Linked DNA regions of Homo sapiens: region 1 is linked to region 2. Evidence: chromatin loops called from intact Hi-C (ENCODE). Cell type or tissue: Caco-2. All regions are shown on one strand. Links, peaks and the distances in the headings refer to the core of each region. The heading gives the core; the rest is flanking DNA. Region 1 overlaps CTNNA3 (catenin alpha 3). Region 2 overlaps CTNNA3 (catenin alpha 3).

What was found. Peaks named below come from ENCODE experiments on the same cell type or tissue, not always from the same donor. Only the 100,000 strongest peaks of a DNase experiment are listed, where the experiment ranks them.
Region 1: it touches region 2 in a loop (4-fold over the local background); 2 of 110 quality-filtered maps call a loop at or near these places.

The regions. Positions count from the first base shown.
Region 1 is chr10:67,127,274-67,135,627 of GRCh38, forward strand. All of the region lies in intron 7 of CTNNA3 (catenin alpha 3), which reads right to left. Among named protein-coding and RNA genes, the nearest start is that of LRRTM3, 210 kb to the left of the region's middle. In Caco-2, for the core only: no CTCF peak of the experiment used is centred there; no DNase peak of the experiment used is centred there.
Region 2 is chr10:67,516,220-67,524,521 of GRCh38, forward strand. CTNNA3 (catenin alpha 3) reads right to left here. Exons shown (of 18, transcript NM_013266.4): 5 at 5,623-5,742. Among named protein-coding and RNA genes, the nearest start is that of MIR7151, 120 kb to the left of the region's middle. In Caco-2, for the core only: a CTCF peak has its summit at 4,890 (motif pointing left); a DNase peak (open chromatin) is centred at 4,892.

The sequences.
Region 1 (8,354 bases), core at 247-8,246, 390 kb before region 2:
ATTATTGACTTATTATACACTTCATTTTTAAAGCTAATGAAAACAATAATAATTCAGTACATAAATAATAAAAGGAGTTCCAAAGTTTGTGCTTCATAGGAGAAAGACCATTCTCAAGCCCTACTAATCACCTTCACTTACATAAAATGAACATCATCATTCCAGGATTTAAGCTACATGTCCCAAGTCTTCTTTCCTTCTCTAGCACTGACCTCGCATTAAGATGATTGAGAGTGGAATATCCATTCTTTCCAGGAAAAGATGACCCTATAATCAGAGATGTGGTTTGATCTTCTGCAATGCCAGCAAAACAATCAGACTTCATATCACTCCCCAACATCTGAGTCATAACATTGAGAATATAACAAAAATAACATTGTGTGGGAAGTACCGAGATTCCTGTCTAGGTACATCTGTACCAGGTACAGTCAAGCTCCTTTTCAGTCTCTCCTTAGGACCTAATCTCACCCTCACTCATTTTTTACATTATATCTGTAACAAGTAATAAACATTTCTTCTACACTCTGACTTAGAGTTATTATTCAAACTTGGTAGGAAAGAACTTGAGATTGTGATCAGAGACTTTATAATTCTGTGTGTGTGTCTGTGTGTGTGTGTGCATGTGCGTGCACATGTACATGCATGTGTATCAAAAAGAGCTTGGGTTTAATCGTTCACATTAATTACCCCACATCTTTACTACCCATGTTTTTCCTCACATGTCCTCAACTTAGCAAATGACACTAACCAATAGCTCAAGGTCAAAACTCTGGAGTCATTCTTGACTCCTCCTCTTCATCATCTCCTATATCTAATTAATGTTCAAGTTTTATAAAATTCACATTTAACCTTGTGATGGTTAATTTTATGTGTCAACTTGACTGGCCATAGGGTGCCCAGATACTCAGTCAAATATTATTCTGGGTGTTTCTGTGAAGACATTTTAGATAAGATTAACATTTAAAGTTATAGACTGAGTAAAGCAGACTCAGTTTATAATTTTAAATGTTAATCTTATCTAAAAAAGATTATTCCAAAAGGATGTATGGTTTTTCTAAAATCAGTCCTTCATAGAAAGCCCAATTCTATTTCTACTTTTAAAAGTAATTTATTTAATTTCTACATCTCTCAACTGGGAAACAATAATTCCAAAATAATCTGATCCTTTTTTTTTTAAAGAATAACCATGAAATATTCTTCCCCAGGTTAACAAAACTAGTAGCCCACCTGCAATATTCTCGATCACAAGCACTTTGCAGGCTGCACTATACAGAGCTACTTGGGTAGAAATATTTTCCTTTTGTTCCTTTAACAGCTTTACCCCTTTGACAAGATTTTAAAACAATCAAGTTTAATTTTTCCAATTTCTTCCTCAGTATTACTTTGGCAAAGGTTTGGGCATTAAGTGAGGTAGAAATCAATAATTCTCCAAGTAATGCTTGCCCCAGAAGGTGTCCACATGAAAATAAATAGGTGTCCTGAGCATAAAATATTTTTTATAAATACCTATTTGAGGGAAACAAAAATCTTAATGCCTCAAGTATTTAAGACTTTTTAAAAAGTAAAAGAAAAAAATACAATTCCTCATTTAATGGTGGAATAACTACATCTAGTAAGATTTTTTTCCTTTTCCTTCTAAACATAGAAAATTAATACAAGTTGAAACTAGGCTAATCATGAAAAAGTGTAAATTAAAAATGTACATTAATTTAAAAATTCTTCTGACCACATGAATTATAAAAGACTGCAAATATAAGGGAGGAAAAAAGAACTGTGAAAATTAGACTGCTCACTCATTTGAAACCCTTTGATAAAAAGCACTCTATCTTCTTCGGACTGCCACCCCTGTGAGGGAAGGGACTGTGACATTTTGTATTAATCTCTACATAGCACTTGCCTCTGTACTATGCCTGTGACAGTATTTCATAATAAAAAATTTTCAGATTTTTTCAGTGGAACCATGTTCATTAAATAAGAAACTAACAAGATGTGTTTGTCATCCCAATTGCCTTGGAACATTAACCATTTCATTTCAAATGTTACCACTTTGCTTGCTAAATTTACTTATTCCTCTAAGTTTAAAAGTATCTCAAATCCTGAAATGACTTTATAATTTAGCTGTTAATTTTCTCTAGCCACTTGCTTTTAAGTTAACAACAATTCTGACACTATAGCTTATTAACCACAAACAGTTATGAATTAAATCAAGTATAATGTGCAATTAAAACTCAGATGCAGAGTCAAATAGGATTTCCCCACGTCTACATAAGAAGCTTTGAAATGCATACAATAATGACACATGAATCATTACTATTATAGAGATGAGAAAAATGTTGAATACTAGGATTTTACAATCAAACGAGCACTTGTTATTTACTAGATAGTAAATTTCACCATTTACGTTTCTTTACTTCCTTATGCCCTGTATGAAAACACAATAGAAACGAAAGTGCTAAGTGAAGTCTTTCAGTATTTTAAGAAGTAGAAAACCTTGGTTGAGACCTCACTCCATTCAAACATTTAGCAAACATCCACTGATCACAATCTGTAGTCAATCACTGTGCTACTGAAATATGTGGCCACCATGATTGTGACAGTTAAGGAACCATCTGTAAAGAATGATTCTTGCCTGGTATTTCTCACTTATTCTGAAAAATAAATCTTGACTAGAAGAGAGTTATCTAGGATCCATATAGAAGCATACTTAGATATTTTCTGATATATAAAATGAAAAAGAGAATGTCTTGCAAAGAACAGAAATTAAAAGCACATGAAGGACACTGTCTTTGAAATCTACCCCCCTTCCAACATCATGCTTGTTCAAGCACCCATCACCATTCCTTTAAAGAAACCCTCCTTTAAAGAAACCTCAGGAGGGTTCCTGCCTCAGTGTTGCTCCTCTATGAACCTCCTTCCACTACTAAGAGTGCCATCTTTCTAAAACCTGACCAGAACATCACGGTGCCTTAAGCCCTCAGTGTCTCTTTCCCATCAACTAGATGAAATCCAGTCTCCTTGGTTTGTATGATGAGGCTCTTTGTGATCTAGATCCACTTATAGGGCAGGCAGGGAGAAGCCACCCTCTATGAGGGAGGTGAGGAAAGAGTAACCCATAACTTTTGCTATCTCAAAAGGTTGCTGACCCTAACACCATTTAGGCAAAGCTGGTCAATGGGGAGATATTGGATAGACTCACATTAGAAGTCACTCTGAGAAATTACTAAGACTCCAGATCATAATTCCCAAAATTTAAAATTAGATAAACCTTCTGAAATGGACCTGTGACAGATAAGAGTGTAAATCTGAAGAAATATACTCAATACAAGGGCCTAACGATTTGTTGAAGAGATCTTTTCAATACATTGTGTAGCTTATGTTGGAAGCCTTTCTAAATTAATACATTTTAGCATAGTTATGTTGAGCATGGAAATGGGAACTAGAACGGTTTATAATCCTGTGATCTGAGCTTGGAGCATCAATGGGTCCTGGCCTGGAACCTGTCCCACAGCAGAAGATGAGGACCTGGTAGACGATATCCAACACAGCACTACATACAAATGGAAGCACTGACAGTAATACAGACATTGGATACCCTTTCTTCCTCTGCTTGAATTGCATTAACTTCTGGCATTTTGGACAGGCATCAAGAAGGTAAGTCATTCAAGAAGGTGAGGAAATGAATCAAGGATGGCACAAAGATAAATATAGGGCATGCAGAGTCTAGAGTAATTGATTCAAAAAATTAAAGAAACTTGGCTCCATTTTTTACCTTATCCTGCTTATACTTGCAATACCTCTGGGCATTATTTTTCACTCTTCTTCCCTTCCTACTTTACGCTTACCAACTCAGAACTCAGAATACACTATGCTCTCCCATGTCTCCTCGTTATGCTCTTTCCTTTGCCTAGAATGCTCTAGGAAGCCTTTTCTGAGCCAAGAGGGTTGGGTTAGGTACCTTTCTTTGGTGTTTCCATTGTATTCTGAGGATGTGTTTATATGATACAATTTATTCAAGCAGCTTATCCTCTATATGCCTCTATTTCACTTGTAAAATGGAGACAATAATAGCATATACTCCATAGGATTGTTTTGGTTATCAAGCAAGGTAATATATGTGAAACCATTTAAACAATATCTGGCACAAATAAACAACTATATAAGTAATAGCTATTGTGTTATTATTATTATTAAAACACATTATGCTTTTATCAGGTACTATGTGGCAGTCATTATGCCGGGTGTTGGTAGACCATTGGTGAACAAAGGAGGCTTGGTTCCCACTGCAGTGATGCTATATAAAATTACTCATTCTTCAGTATGTGTCTCCATGCCTCCCAGTGTCAGAGATCAATCTTTGTCATTTTTTGTGTGTTATCAGCACCTAGAAGAGGATTTATCACAGAGCTGGGCATATAAGAGGTGCTCAAAAATTATTTAAAAATAACCCCAGAAAGTCCTGAGCAGAGGAAAAAAACATGTGGCTTGTAGACATGCAACAGCATTAAACTCACTGAAATTATGTGTGGCTGGGACCCAGGTTAAATGAGAATAAGTGAAAGAAAATGCAGCTGAAGAGAAGGAAGCCTAGATCACAGTGGGCCTAATACTATGAGAAAGAGTTTAACTTAGAATGGGAATTCAGAAAGCATTTTAAGTAAGGAGTATCATACTCATATTTCCATTACAGAAAGAATGGAAACTGTGAAGGCCAATGATTGGAAGAAACTGAGACTAGAGGTAGAAAATAGGATGGTATTTGCAGTATTCTGCATAAGATGTGATGAAAATGTGATCTAAGATAGCATCAGTGTGAATAGACAGACAAGGATAGAGCAAAATTAAGACAATAGGTCTGATAGGCCAATAGGATACAGCATTTGAAGAAAAGACAGAAATCTAATATGACTCTTATGTTTCTAGCTTGGGTGCTAAATACATTGCAAAGCATTAAGTGAGATGATAATATGAGAATAAGGTTAGGATTGATGCGACAAAATGGAGATCAACTGCTGAATTTTAGGCATATGGAGGCATCTATGAGATTAAGTAGAAATCTAAGAGTCGGTAGGTTATATGCACTTAGGTATCAAGAAAGAAAATGGAAAGTGGTCTTTGCTGGACAACTATAAAACCTGGTGTAAATTAAGAGATCGTGTTTCCAGGGAGATGAAAGAGAAAGTTAATCATGGATTAAAAAGTATATGTAGATGTACAAGAAATCGAGGAGATGTACAAGAATTGACGATCCTTTCTAGTAATATTTTAGTCAAGATTATCAACTCAAAGTAAATGAGAGGGATATGGGTTACGAATTGAGGTGGTTAGTGAAGGTTTGAGAGAAATGGAAAAGAAGGTTATCAAGGACACATAAAATATATTAGGCAAGGAACCAACCTAAGTGTCCATCAACAGACGAATGGATAAAAAAAATGTCGTATATATACACAATGGAATATTATTCAGCCATAAAGGAAAATCATGTCATTCACAGTAACATGTATGGAACTTGAGGTCATTATGTTAAGTGAAATAAGCCAGGCACAGAAAGACAAATGCCACACGTTCCCACTCATATGTGAGAGCTAAAAAACTTGATCTCAGGGACATAGAAAAAAGGACCATAGATACCAGAGACTGGGACGGGTGAGTGGGGGTGAGGGGGTATGAAGAGAGGTTGGTTGTGGGCACACACATACAGTTAGATAGAAAAAATATGTTCTAATATTTGATAGCAGACTACAGTGACTATACTTAACAACAATATTATGTATATTTTAAAGTAACTAGAAGAGAGGACTTGAAATGATACCAACACATAAAAATGATAAACACTCAGGTGATGGAGACCTCAAATACCCTAACTTGATCATGACACATTTTATGAATGTAGCAAAAACTCATATGTACTCCGTAAATAGGTGAAACATTGTATGTCAATAAAAGAGAAAAAATTAAAAAGCAAGGAAAGGATATATATATGCTTGATACCTAAATGCATAGTGTTCTATAGCCTTAGCTAGAGCATATTGCCTGATATATATATATATATATTTATACACACACACACACAATGGTAGATACATACATACATACATATATATATATACACACACACACACACACACACACAATGGTAGATATATATATAGCAACAATAGTAGAGAAACACAGAAGGTAAATGGTTGGACTGATTTAAAGCTGAAGCTTTACAAAGTCGTGGTGAAGAAATACAAAGGAGCAAAGGAATGGAGGGAGCTGCATGCCTAGGGAGCATCCATTGCTGAGAATTATGCCACATAGAGAAAAAATGTAGTTAGAAGAAGGGATTAACAGGCTTAAGGGAAAAAAATGAAAGAATCAGGAGATTAAAACTCTAATTAATTTGAAGAGTAAATGCAGCAGATCAACTCAAAGAATAAGAAGGTACGTCTTGGAGTTTAAGATTTCAGAGACTGAAAATTCTAATACATGGAAAAGACCTAACATGTAACCATATGAAGGAGAGCTGAAACTTGCATTTTTGAGCATCTGTAGGCATTGTGCTTGGCATTTTACATATGCCATCTCATTTGATAATGATTTTCTTTATTTAGAGAGACAAGGTCTTGCTATATTGCCCAGACCGGTCTCAAACTACTGGACTCAAGTGATACTCTTGCCTCAACCTTCTGAGTTGCTGAGATTACAGGTGTGAGCCACTACACTCAGCTTGATTCATTATTTTTATAGATGAAAAGACTAAGTATGAGTCAAGTTACATGATTTGCCCAATGTTACACAGTTAGTCAGTAGCCGAACTGGGATATAAACTCTAGCCTGTGTAATTCCAAAGCATATACTCTTTCTAGAATAACACACCAACTGCTCAATGTGAGAAGGTTGTCAGGGAAAAATGGAGCAAAGATTACTTGAAGTAAGTAAATTAAAGAATTCTGAGACTAGATGGTGGATGGGGTGATTCAGGTAGACACAGAAGTCATTCACCTGACAGCTAAACTTGAATGGAACAATCTATTAGTTAATTCCATAATCATTGAAAAATGTAGAGAAGTGATAACGAGACTGATAAATGGAGTATCCCATGATGAGCTCTGCTACAGGTTGGCACCATGATGGGTGAAGAACACAAAAAAAGGAATGTATATTACTGCAGCATATCATGAATGAATTTCCTAATAAAATAATACGATGGATGCTAGAGATTTTATGGGGCCACTCTCACAAACCCTCTCATTAAAAGCCAAGTTCTGGGAAACTGGAGCTGGTGGATTCCTCAATTCCTGCTTGTTACATTGACCCTGAACTTTGAGCACCCATCAAGAGAGCAAGGAGACTGGAAATCTGCATCCATTCAGTTTTATTAAGCTTGTATCCTAGATATCTGCATCCATTCAGTTTTATCTAGCTTGGATCCTAGCTTGCACTCTTTGTTTGCTAGTTTAGTGATAGGACAAATTAAAAGCAACTTTAAACTAAGGCTGAGTCATCATCCTACAGTCTTCTAACCTCTAATAACTGCTGAGGAGTGGTTAGTTCAGGATATGGGATATCCAGAAGTTATGAGTTCCAAAGAAGGAGGGATTTTTATATGACAGAGAGGAGTCACTCTGTAGACACAGAAGTAAAAGGCAAGGTGAGTGATTGCCCACTACCACCGCTGAGACCCATGATTCCTAGAAGGTGGGAACATAGGCAGACACCATTCCATATGGTGGCAGGATAGAGCTATCTTTTAATTAATAGAAAAAAGATAGAGGGGTAATGTTCCTTAAGGTGTTCTGGTTTGTTTTCAAGTTGATATGGTTCTGGAGAATTATGGGAAGGGTTGGGAGATGAAAAACAAAGGGAGGAAATATCTAGAGATACAGAGAATGAAATAGTATAATGATAAGTTCATTAATGAATATGGGTGACTCCTGGAGCTTGTATTTTGTTAGGTTGACACAGATGGCAGGGAATAAAAGAATGGTGGTACTAATTTCATGTGTTTCCTTGTATCTCTGACATAACAAAAATATAGTCTTTCAGCTGAGCATAATCCCCGCTTCACAATGAGAGTAAATCTTTTGTGTCACAACAGACCTGACCAGATATATGCAGTAACAACAATGGACATACAGGTAAGTCACAATGGCTCATGCCTGCAATCCCAGTACTTTGGGAGACCAAGGTTGAAAGGATTGTTTCAAGGCCAGCCTGGGCAAAACAGTGAGACCTCATCTCTACTAAAAAATTAAAATAAAATAAAATAATTAAAGGGGTATGGTGGTACATGCCTGTAGTCCCAGCTACTCAGGAGGCTGAGGCAGGAGGATTACTTGAGCCCAGGAATTCAAGGTTGCAGTGAACTATGA
Region 2 (8,302 bases), core at 303-8,302:
TCCATTTTAATGTTAGCCCCAATGGAAAGTTAGTCCCTACCTTATAAGGTCCTTGTAGATAAGCAATTCCCAGTGCAATATTATTCTAGCTGATTCACTACTTTTTTCTTGCTATAAGTCCTTACATGATTGAAGGATATTATCGGAACTCATCAACTTTTTCTTCTCTATATGCTATAGTACAACCACAAGCCTAGCACTATTTAGTTTCATTTTCTAAGCATTTCTTCCACAGGATCCCTACATTGTTTTGTTGTATCCTCAGAGTTCTCAAGTTCCCAGAGTAAGCCTAAGAGTATTTTCTATGTGGTCAGTCATTATCTATCTAGAATTTTATTTTTTGTTTTGAAATATTTGATTGACAAAGATTGAATATATTCAAAGTGTGCAACAAGATGATTGAGAGATATATACACATTTTGTAATGACTACCACCATTAAATTAACACGTCTATCATCACTCGTGCTGTTTATTAGGTCCCCAGAACTTGTTCATCTTATAAGTGAAAATGTGTACCTTTGATCAATATCTACTAATTTCCTCCACCCACCAATCCCTGGAAAGCACTCCTCTACCCTCTACTTCTCTGAGTTTGACATTTTCAGATTCCACATATAAGTAAGACCATACAGTATGTGTATTTCTGTGTCTGGATTACTTTGCTTAGCAAAATGTCTTCCAGGTTCAACCATACTATTGCAAAGGCAGGATTTCCTTCCTTTTTAAGGCTAAATAATATTTCATTGCTTATATGTATACCACATTTTCTTTATTCATCTGTTAATAGACACTTAGGTTGTTTCAATATCTTGGCTGTTGTGAATAATGCTGCAATGAACGTGGGAGTGCAGCTATCTCTTCAAGATACTGATTCCATTTTCTTTGGATATATACCCAAAAGTAAGATTGATAGGTCTTATGATAGCTCTATTTCATATGTTTTTAGCAACCTCTATACTTTTTCCGAAATGACTGTACCAATTTACATTCCCAACAATGTGCAAAGGTTTCCTTTTCTTCACATCATCACTAACTCCTGTTATCTCTTGTCTTGCACACCTGTTAGGATGGCTATCATGAAAAAGATAAGAGATAACAAGTAGAATTTTATTTTTCAATTGAAAAATATTAACCCGCAGTCATTTTTATCAAATAAATTTTATCTAACTTATTTTTATTTTTCTTCTGTTTAATAAAAGTTTGTTTTAAATTCAATTTTTATCCTACAAGGTATTATGTACCCTTCTGGCTTTGGAATTACCTAAAAGGGGTCACACACCCAGTTTAGTAAAAGAAAAAAAAAGCAGTTGTTCACTCCTGAGCATCGTCACTAAAAAAGTACCATGTGCTGAACAATACCTGAAGCATAAGGGAAGCTTGGATATATAGAATGTATTATTAACCTGAATTGGACGTTAGCCAGAACACTGAACCTACTTCCCCCAAGAGATTGTCATAGTACAAGTCCTCAGTACTTTAACTGCCCATCAAGAGATATCACCTTAGAAACATATTAGAACAAAATGTTGCAGCTCCCTTCTTGAGAGGTGTCAGCATGTTCTTTTTGTTACATAGATCACCAACTGCTAGACTATGTATGTCCAAAAACATTCTATCCCATATGTTCAGAACAGTGCTGGACCCTATGTACAGCACAGAAGTATACAAAATAAAGAACATATCCATATCCTTATGGAACTTACAACCTATTTAAGAAAATGGCTTATGAGAATAACAGAAAACATATAATAGCTACCAATTATACTAAACACATGTCAGGTGCAATGTTAAGTCCTTTATACATATTTCATAGGACTTACTTTATACTTGATATATTGTTTCCTCAAAGCAAGCTATTTAAGTTAGGGTTATTTTTCCGATGCTTTTTAAAAAGAAACTCAGGTATCCAGTACAAACAGTCTAACCAGGTTTGGGTAACTACAAAGCTCACACTCTAATCACTGTACTACATGGATTCTCAATGAGTATATCATCAATCAAATGCTAAATTGTATGACACAAATAAAAGCTAAGAATGGCAAAGAGTGAAGAGTTATATTGACTAGAGGTCACAGGAGGAGGTGTTATGAGGGAGGCTAGACTTCAGTTTGACTTTAAAGAATGATTTAAGTATGTAAAATGAAACGGGCTGTACATTCTAAATACGAAGTTATATAAACCTTGTGCACAGGTCAGAAGGCAAGAATAGTATGCCGTGATCAGAGAGACAAGAATCAGATACGTGATGTGTTCCAACATGCATGCAGGTCTGAAGTACAATAATTTAATTTTACATATTTTTATATCAATGTCTAAATGTGCTTTAGTCTATATAATGTTCAACTCAATAATGTCAACTTTAATTTATATCAAAAGACTTCAGAAGCCTCTGGAAATGGATGTGTTTTATAATGTTATTATAAGTTTTAAGGGTAGATAAAGAGAGGAATGAATTACATTAGAGTCCACATTATCAAACCTTATTTTGTTTTACTTCACAAAACGAAAGCTCTAAGGAAACCTCTTGATTTATAAGCACTCAAATTAATACATAAATCTGAGATCGATATAATAGCTGGAACTTGTTATTACCATTCCTATGTCACACCAACTAGAAGGATGAAAACCAAGTAGTCCAAGCAGATAAACTCCAAGACTGTACCTGCCTTTCGATAGTAAGAACCAAAAGAGTGTCCAAATTCTCCGGTTAATCCTGCTTTGTCATCCGTTTACTTTAGGCTGATTCATCCCAGTAAACCCACCACCTCACCTATCACAGCCTCCTCTCACACCTTTTCCAATCAAAGCTATTTCAACATTAGTCTTTTTGAAAGTAGGAAAATGTAGAGATGTTGTGCCCTGACCCAAGGAATAGCTGATGTGCAGGCACTCACTCTTTTAAATAAATAAATACTAAGTTCAGACCTAGGAAAGAAAGCACAGTAACCTCAGAAAAACAGAAGTGAGAGAATGGAGCAAAGAACTCCAGTAGTCTTATCTTGTGCCGAGAAAGAAATCTCTCAAAGATGATGTTAAAAATATCATAGAAGGGGACAGAAAATAAAACCTAATGGATGACTCCAATAAAATAATTATAGTCAATTCATTGGACATCCATAATTCAGAGTTAACACTGGCATTTTCTGTTTGTTTTAAAAAATGGATAGAAGAATAAAATATGTTAGGAGAAAACCTCAATAATACATAGGGGCAAGGGAAAATCTCTCAGCCCTTGGTATCCAGGAAACCAAAGGCTTATGCTCTTTTGAATTTTAAATGTGTAGCAAAACACATTGATTTTAATTGCCTATAATCTGAGGTCAAACCTTTTGGCATGGTTCTTTGTTCATAGCAACAACACCACCAATAATATTTACTGAGGATTTGCCATGAGTCAGATACTGTTAGGAGCACTGGAGAGGATACAGCATTAAAGGTGACAGACGAGGCCCTGTCCTTTTGGAGCTTATGTTCTGTCCCAGTGCGGAATGATAAATATGGTTGGACCAGGGAACAAACCATGACTAATTCTCTAATACAAAGAATACCACCTTATAAAGAGGAAACTTTCTTGCTAAACTGGCAATTTTACAGAGGCCTGAATCTTTTCCATTAGAAGAAAAACACTTTCTGGCGTGTGCTTCATCAGGTTTTGGAGCTTTAAAGGAATAGAATGCGAGATAAAAGATAAATCCCATCAAGCTAGAGAAGAGCTGATGTTCTGACCCTTTGACCCTGCCCATCAAGAAGACATAACACTCCAGGTTTGAAGTCAGACTTGATTTAGATTTGAAGCCCAGTTTCACGCCTTATTAGCTCCATGACCTTAGGCATGTTACTTAACTTCCTTAACAATTTTCTCATCTGTAAAATGGTGCTAACAAAAGCCACCTCACTGTATTGTTATAAGCATTTAAAGATTCAATTCATAAATGTTTAAATCATACCATGTGCCATATGCTTTTCATTTAATAAATAGTATAGATGATTTATATAGGCATATATGTATACACTCCATGTGCTCATCTTTTCTTTATGCACATATAATTTACCCATCTATCCTCAATGCCATTCTCCCAGAGTTCTACCCTTCTGCCCCTGAGGCATTTACATTCTTCCAAATTCACAATTAGCTAATAAAAGAATCCAATCACTGAAAATGTGTTAATGAGAAACGATAACAGAAGAGTACAGTGACTACTGCCTGCCAGCTCAAATACCCCTCCATGGTAAAATATGGTTTTGGAAACAAAACTGTACTAAAAATTGCATAGGCCGGAGGAGTGACTCTGGTGTGAACGCTAAGCAGCATCCTCTGGGGGTTTGTTATAGTAGCACTCAGTAACCATCAAGTGCTAATACCTAGATCATCATTAATTTTTTTAAAAAAACAAAACTTAAATGGACATTGTATCCTTTTTCATGTAAATTAATGTGTCTGCAAAAAGAATGTATTTGCCCTGGAACATTCTATAAAACAAATATAACCCCTAGGAAAATAAGGCCATAGAAAGGTTAAATGTCCATGTAACATCTGTGATAGAGCAATACCTAGAACACAATTCTCTTTTTGGCCCAGTAATTCTAGACCATATCATGTTGACTTAATGAGATTTAACTAAAAATAGAAAATTCTGCTTTGAAAACCTTCATCCAAAAGGATCCAAAACTTGTGAATTAGGCAATGGTGAGAATGCCACACCCTTTGCTACTCTAAGAGGAAAGTCTCTCAAGTGATCGACTCGAGGCCTGGCCATGCAAGTCAGACATTTAGTCATTTTTCTAGACTCTATCCATCATGGAGCACATTACCGAATTTCATGCAACCTCATTTAAACATTTAACTGGCTGTTCTGATCGGAATAAACCTTTGGTGGAAGTAAAAGCTTGACAACGCTGACACCTAGTGGCTGTGAAGAAACTGGAGCAGATTCAGCCTAGGAAGAGTAGTGAGCTACTGTGGCAGTGTCTCCAAAACACACAGCATTTAATCATGATGAATATTAGGTTATAAAGTACCAGTTCTAAAACAAACCCTATAAAAGTTTATTTCAGCTCTCTATTTATCTAGGGGCCTACAAAAGGAGGCAATTAAAAACCTTGTATTTGAAAAGTAAATCTTCCTTCAATCTTCCACACTTAGCAAATTACTCATCTTCAAAGATCAAAGAAAACTAAAGATCAATTCATATTTTGGCATATTTATGACTATTTTCCTTAATGTTGCATGTACACCCACAACCTTATCCTGGTCTTCAGGTGATTTTTCTCCCCAGGTCAAATATAAAAGCCAACTGGCCAAGCCATTATAGAGACTCCCTTTATGCCTCTGAAGCGTCCCTAGTCAAAGGGTAGTTGGATTTTCACAAACCAGCAGGAATTTTCTTTAAGAGAGGTATAAGGACACATGTGGAAACCCCTAAAGTACACATCTAAAAGCAAGGACCACATTGAACACTGTGGGAAGCCATATGAACACAGCAGATCAGCACAGCACAACCTGTATCTGCTCTAACCATTAGAAGATAAGTTTCCTCAGACCCACCTGCACCTCTGACAGGCAGGATGGCAGGAAGCCTAAAGTGTTCATCTCCTCCACCAAGGAGAGCTCTGACTCCTACCTGCTGACGTTTGAAGGCTAAATAATCCAAATTTTCCAGCTCCTTCCCAAGCTTCTGGTAGGTTTTCTGGAGGTCAGATTTGTTGGCAACATTTTTGAGAGACTCAAATGTCCTTTGAAACTGAAATTGAAAACAAAAGTAGATCATTAGGATAGCAGCAGATTTTTCTCAAATTCTCAACTTGCTAACACGAAGAGTCGATAATGAGCCTCAGTTTCTCCCATTCATAATACAGTGATAACAAATGCTAGCTAATTATCTTTCAATGAAATAATTAGGGACACAGAAAGAGTTATAAACCATATTCTAAGTATAACCAACATTACTGCATGCATGAGAAGCCTGTTCAGTCCTCATTCTAACAAAAGAGCATACTTCATTTAAAAAAAATAAAAAAGAAAGTTCATCTTTTAGGATATACTTCTGCTTTAAAATTTTTTAGAAAGCACTGTGAATGTATAATTTTAAATCATAATGAGGAAGCATTAAAGAGTGCTCACATTTCAATCATGGAAACAAACAAATTTATGAAAATGTAGTTGCTTACACGATATTTTGCTATAATGGCATGGAATCTGGCTTGCCTCTATAATAATATCTATGCAGAATAGGTCACCCAACAAACTTCAGCAAGAAAGATCTCTCAGAGCTTGTATTTTGAGAAGGAAGGAAAACTTAACATTTTGATGATCAAAGCATATGTGGCATGTTCAGCAAACATTTATTCATTTCTGCTCTATAACACAGATGAGCTATGAGCAGATGAGTTATGATCAGAAAGAGAGTTCTGATCAGTTCTGCTGAATCAGAATGCTCCTATTCTTTTTAAATCAGATACTAGATAAATACAAAGGTGAAAAATTGCAACGAACCACAGAATACTGTCTGCTACTAATAATTAATTAAGCAAAGGAAGCTCACAAGAAATTGGATTCTTGGTTTATTTTCATAAATTAGAACATACTTTGGAGGGTTAGTGATTGAAAATGTCAAGTAATGTAATTTGCAAGACATTTGCATTTGCTCTCTCTTTATGTCATTTATTTCCCATATTCTCACTCTGTGCCATTAGACAGATTTCTACAGATAGAGACTTGACCATCTTAAACACACCAGAACTCCACTGTGACTATGATGCCATGAGACAGGCTAATAAGATTTTATAGAATATAATTAAGTTTCCAGGGAAATGATTTGACCCTTACTATATCAAACTCTATGAAATAAGTCATATTAAAATGGCATTCTACTGAATTAAATCCCTAATTTCATGAAAGCAACATGTTTATCTCAATCCAAGGTGACAGAGGGAAAAGAAATGGGAAATAACAGTGCTAAGCTTCCATGACAGGACAGTAAATTAAATTCAACAAATAATCATTTAGAACCTACTATGCACAAAGCACTATGAATATAAAAGACATTTCCTGCCCTGAAGGAACTCATACCACTGGAGAAACTAGACATGAAATTCGGAAATGAGATGGACACTGACACTTACTGAGTGCCCACTCAGCCCCAGGTACTTGATGCTTTCCAATTTAATCTTCACAAGAACCACAGGAGTTCCTATTTCTCTTCTCATTCTATAATTGAGTAAACTGGGTTTCAGAAAGTTTGATTGAACTGGGTTTTTATTACAACATTCATGTTCTTTCTACTCTATCCTTAACTCTAACACAAGGCAAGGTAGTAAAGAGAGTGCAAAAAAAGAGAGATAAAGGTAACATTGGTGAAAACTCGGAAAACTCACTGATACTGACACTGACGGAGGGACTCAGACCACGTAGAAGACGTAAGACAATTTGAGTTGGGCCCCAAAGGACAGGAAGTCTTTTAAGAGTCTGACGTGGAAACCAATTCTACCCAACATATTAAACACAGCCAAAATCAGTTCATTTTCCCCCACTTATAACAATAAACAAGTTCCTTTCAACATAATTTTAATGACCTTTATATGAAATATTTATTATATTGTATAATCATTTCTGTGCCTTGCCCATTTCTTGGTTCATTCTCACTATGTTCAAATCAAAATAAAACCTTATCTAAGATTCTAAAAAATTTAAGTAATTTTATCTATGATTTAATTAATACAAGCTATTTTACTGACAAATCCATTTAACTCTAAAGCATGTTTTAGCCCCTGCACTTTGTCTTCCCTAAGAAATATTAGCTCTACTTCTTAAAATATTTTTTCTTCATATTTATCTCTGTAAACATTATACAACTCCAAATGGGAACTTTAGAGCAAACACACTTGTAAAGAGTGTTCAAAATAGCCGGGCGCGGTGGCTCACGCCTGTAATCCCAGCACTTTGGGAGGCCGAGGCGGGCGGATCACGAGGTCAGGAGATCGAGACTATCCTGGCTAACACGGTGAAACCCCGTCTCTACTAAAAATACAAAAAATTAGCCAGGAGAGGTGGCGGGCGCCTGTAGTCCCCGCGGGAGGCTGAGGCAGGAGAATGGCGTGAACCCGGCAGGCGGAGCTTGCAATGAGCCGAGATTGCGCCACTGCACTCCAGCCTGGGCGACAGCGAGACTCTGTCTCAAAAAAAAAAAAAAAAAAAAAAAAAGAGTGTTCAAAATAAGAAACACAGAAAACCAACACTTCAGGTAATATGCCCATGGCCAAAGGAGAAATGGAGAAAATCCAGTAACAATACATGATCACAAG